Regions from separate parts of the Homo sapiens genome. Here region 2 is linked to region 1. Evidence: read pairs that join two places in POLR2A ChIA-PET (ENCODE). Cell type or tissue: GM12878. All regions are shown on one strand.

Region 1 (2,500 bases):
GCCTGATATCCAGTATCTGACAAGAATTGTTTCCCAGTTCTCAGTTACTCTATCAAGTGGAAGTTCTGAACTACTTTAAAATACTGCATACCCTGAGTTGCCCAACTGAATTTTTTGAATTTCACATATTTTTCAGAGAACCTTCCCTTATATTAACTATTCATCTATATCTATATATCTATATCTATATCTATATATATCATCTCCACCTACTTCATTCTCTTTCTTCCCTCCTCTTTTCTCAGTTACTACAGAGGGAAGTCTCAAATGGGTGTTGGAAATGGTATATATAGTGAGCATTTTTATGTCCTTTTTAAGATAATTTACTAAAACATTTCTGATATTCCCTTTCCCCGTTTTTTTTCCATCTATTCTTGGGTCCAAGTGCTAGCCTTAACTAACATTGATCATTTACAAAGGCTCAACCTTCATATCTCTCAACAGTAAGGAGAGTTTGAACCTGAAGCTTTTGGGTCTCTAATATTTTATCCTTTTAACTGTCTGCTTGGTCACTGTGTCTCTTTGAGACCCTCCATCTGCCCATGGACCAGAGGGGTAAGCCGATAGCATTTAAAGGAATTTAACAGTCTCCTCTGGGTACTAGTTAGCATTGGAGCTCATGAATCTAATTGTTTTCCTTGTTGTCTGAGATACAACTCTTTTGGTTGCTATATGCAAACAAGTGCTAAAAATGGCTCAGCAACTCTTTGAACCTGGCTGCTCAAAGATCACCATGTTTCTCTGCTTAGATTGTTTTGGACAGTTATCTAATAAGTACACTGCACAGCTGAGCTGAATTTATGCAGTTGGAATCCATCGCTACATTGAACACACCTCAGAAAGTCATTTCAGAATGGATCAAACATAATTTCTGAGAAACCATAGCTATAGCTTGTATATTTTGAGAGTAGAGTGACATCCTCTCCCATTCGTTTCATCTTTTGCTCATCTTTTGTACAGGATTTATTTATTTCAGTGTCAGGGCTGAGCCTTGAAGAATCTGCCTTTCAGGTGATTGCCCTGATGGAGTCTAGGCTGTCAGTGTCAGTCACAGATATGTCCAAGCTAATGGTTGGTCCTTCCTGCAGCTGCTGTCTCAGGGGCCCTGCTACACTTGTGTAGAATTTTGCACTCACAATTAGCTACTACAGTAATGTAAAGAGGAAGAGGTGGTAAACAAAAGAGAAAAAACCTTGGGTTCCTTATTTTCCCAGTCTTAGAAGGTGTGACACTATCTCAATCTAGCTGCCCATTCACTGGTCAGTTAAGCAGCTGACTCCAAACCATACTTAGTGTTACTGGCTCAACCTTCTATGTCCTTACATCTGTGGGTGTGCCTGTTGATGGTGGTTTATCTTGATTCCTCAGTTTGCATGTTAGCTCCGTAAAGGCAAGACTTGGCTCTGAGGGCTTTTGAAGCCTGTCAAAGAATGCTGAGAACAGTGCAGAAGGTACATCAGGGTCTAACTCTAATCTTACCACGTGACCTTGATGAGAGATTACTTTCTTTTTTGGTTGGGCCTGTGTTACTAAATTAGTCAGCAAACATGTTGACTGTTTGTTGTTTCTTAGGACTCTGTTAGACATTATGAAAATCCATAATGTCACACTGAGCCTCCTTCAGAGTGCTAAGCATCTAGCTATGAGAGATTTCAGTGAGGAAATCAGTCGTAATGGCATGTTGTTTCTCTAGGAGAGGGCCTGCCACTCTGCCTGCGTCCACCTGCTAATGCACGAACCCTAAAGCAGTATATTCTTTCCTCCACAGGAAATCCCTCATTGGGAAACCTGTAGAATGCAAATGTCTTCCAGAAAGGGTGGGGACAGATGAGAGGAATTTTTTTATTTATGGATGGGGTTGAAAGGGAAGCTGTGGAAATAGGTCACTTCTCCCAATTTCAGGCCCTAAAAAATAGTTATTCATAGGGTCATATCAAGGCAAAAGAAAATAGTAGTAATAGCTACACTTCTTAAGTGCTTTCTGTGTGCCAAGCATAGAAAGCTTTCAATACATTGTCTTATTTAGTCCTCAGAACCAGCTATATATGATGAAGTTATTAGTATTTCCACTTTAAAGATGAACAAACAGGCTTACCCAGCTCCATCCTGCTGCTAACTGGTGAAGATAGGATATGAGTCCAGGCAGGCTAACTCTAGAGCCGTGCTCTTAACCACTATGCCATCTTGACTATCACTAGCTACTAATTGGAACTTTTCAGCACCCAGGTACAACTAGACCCAACAGTGACCTGCCAAGATCTTTACTTAGAGAACATCTTTGCAGTGCTGTGCTTCTTGTTTAGCTTTAACTAATCTTGAATTTGGAAGAATATGGGTTTTAGGGAAAGAAGAATTGGCTTTTGCTTCTCCCTTATCAGAATCCCTCTTCTAAGCTGTCCAGCATCTGACTACCACTTAACATAATTGTTACAATGCCATCAAGAGGCTCTGCCTAGGCTGCTGAAATTGCAAGGTTAGGGACAGACCTTTATTGCTTCTG
Region 2 (2,500 bases), 190 kb before region 1:
GTTGCCCAGGCTGGAGTGCAATGGTGCGATCTCGTCTCACTGTAACCTCCTCCACCTGACTTCAAGCGATTCTCCTGCCTCAGCCTCCTGAGTAGCTGGGATTACAGGAATGCGCCACCATGCCCGTCTAATTTTTGTATTTTTAGTAGAGATGGGGTTTCTCCATGTTGGTTAGGCTGGTCTCGAACTCCCAACCTCAAGTGATCCACCTACCTCGGCCTCCCAAAGTGCTGGGATTACAGGTGTGAGCCACCGCGCCTGGCCCTCATTCAATATTTTCTATGTAACTTACTCACATTGCTTCATGTATCAGTAATAGGCTCTTGTAAATTTCTATGTGGTATTCTATTGTATGACTGTATCATAATTGTCCCATTTACTGCTGATGGATATTTGGATTCTTCTTATATATTAAAAAAATTCACAAACACAAAAGACCCACTTTAATAAACTTTACAAAAACATTTCAGAAAAGGAATGTTTATGCTCTGTTTAGGCACGGTGGCATTTCTGTTTCCTGAACACGCCAAGTGCATTCAAATCTTGAGGTCTTTGCACTTGACATTCCATCTCGAACAATTTTCTCAAGATTTTTACTTGCCTGGTTTCTTCCTGTTATTCCAGATCTTAGCCCAAGTGCCATTTCCTCAAAGAGGCCTACTTTAATCTCTCAGTTGAGAGTAGTCCCCTTTGCAATTTGTCTTCAGGGCCCTTATCACTGTCTCAGTTTATCTTATTTGTTGTCTGTTTCCCTTCTACTGGAATGAAAATTCTGTGAGAGCAGGGATCTTTTCTGTCATGTTTACTGCTGTGTTCCCAGTGCTTGTGCCCAAAAGGTACTCAAAAAAAATTTGTCGAATGAATGAGTGAATAAATGTCGGATCTGTACATATTTTTCCCCCTAAACTATTTACTTTTGTTTCGCTCTTTTTTTTTTTTTTTTTTTTGAGACAAGGGCTGGCTCTGTTGCTCAGGCTGGATGCAGTGATGTTAGCTCACTGCAACCTTTGCCTCCTGGGCTCAAGACATCCTCCTGTTTCAGCGTCCCGAGTATCTGGGATTACAGGCTCCCGCCATCACGCCTGTCTAATTTTCATATTTTTAGTAGAGACGGGGTTTTGCCATGTTGCCCAGGCTGTTCTCGAACTCCTGAGCTCATGTGATCTGCCCGCCTCGGCTTCCTAAAGTGCTGGGATTACAGGTGTGAGCCACCACGCCTGGTGTGCACATTTACTTTTATTCATTTTCCTTCTTTCCCCTTCCTTTTTTCTTTTCTTCTCTTCTTTTCCTTCTATACTGGTTGAAGTATTTTAGGATGTTTACCTTAGCATCTAGCTATAACATTGTTTTTGTTTGCCTCAATGTGAAGAGAGGGTGATACTTGGTGACAGTCCATTACAAATGTGAACCTAAGGCTGGGTGCAGTGGCTCACGCCTGCAATTCTAGCACTTTGGGAGGCTGAGGCAGGTGGATTGCTTGAGTTTGAGACCAGCCAGGGCAACATGGCAAAATCCTGTTTCTATAAAAAATACAAAAAATTAGCTGGGTGTGGTGGCGCGCACCTATAGTTCTAGCTACTTGGGAGGCTGAAGCGAGAGGATGGCTTGAGCCCAGGAGGTGGAGGTTGCAGTAAGCTGAGATCATGTCACTGCATCCAGCCTGGACAACAGAGCCAGACTCTGTCTCAAAAAAAAAAAAAAAGGCCGGGCATGGTGGCTCATGCCTGTAATCCCAGCACTTTGGGAGGCCAAGGCGGGTGGATCACGAGGTCAGGAGATCGAGACCATCCTGGCTAACATGGTGAAACTCCGTCTCTACTAAAAATACAACAAAATTAGCCAGGTGTCTCAGCTACTGGGGAGGCTGAGGCAGGAGAATGGCGTGAACCCAGGAGGCGGAGCTTGCAGTGAGCTGAGATGGCGCTGCTGCACTCCAGCCTGGGCGACAGAGCGAGACTCCGTCTCCAAAAAAAAAAAAAAAAAAAGAAAAAAATTAGCTGGGTGTGGTGGCACACATCTGTAGTCCCAGCTACTCACAAGGCTGAGGCACAAGAATTACTTAAACCCAGGAGGCGGAGGTTGCAGTGAGCCGAGATTGCACCACTGCACTCCAGCCTGGGTGACAGAGTGAGACTCTGTCTCAAAAAACAAAAAAAAGTTGTATAACTTGTATCTTCCAGAGAGAAGTGACAGCAGCTCACGTGACTAACAGTCTTTCAGGTTTAGGAATAAAAGCCTTCATTGATTTACCATTCAGTTGAGGGGATTTGAAACCATTTGTAAGTTTGATAGTAGGTGAAATTAGTATTGAAAAGTTGCCTGATTCTTTTTTATAATTTGTCTATGTCTTATGTCTGAGACACTGCCTTAAAGCCTAAACTGACATTTCTGTGGGATTACTGTGCCTTTGCTGTATTTGCTTCTTTGCCAGAAGGATTTAAAAGCTTGGATCAACAGGGGTCATAGCATAGTCACAGAATGTTTCTTTCTCTCCTTTATT

The links. Peaks named below come from ENCODE experiments on the same cell type or tissue, not always from the same donor. Only the 100,000 strongest peaks of a DNase experiment are listed, where the experiment ranks them.
Region 2: POLR2A ChIA-PET joins it to region 1 with 6 read pairs; 6 of 35 experiments call an interaction of 5 or more read pairs at or near these places.

Annotation. Positions count from the first base shown.
Region 1 is chr10:101,857,938-101,860,437 of GRCh38, reverse strand. All of the region lies in intron 24 of ARMH3 (armadillo like helical domain containing 3), which reads left to right. The region is part of intron 2 of LOC101927445 (a long non-coding RNA gene); the gene reads right to left. Among named protein-coding and RNA genes, the nearest start is that of KCNIP2, 15 kb to the right of the region's middle. In GM12878, no CTCF peak of the experiment used is centred here; a DNase peak (open chromatin) is centred at 1,477; H3K4me3 peaks cover 1,537 bases; H3K27ac peaks cover 2,500 bases.
Region 2 is chr10:102,043,577-102,046,076 of GRCh38, reverse strand. The region is part of intron 1 of ARMH3 (armadillo like helical domain containing 3); the gene reads left to right. Among named protein-coding and RNA genes, the nearest start is that of ARMH3, 11 kb to the left of the region's middle. In GM12878, no CTCF peak of the experiment used is centred here; no DNase peak of the experiment used is centred here.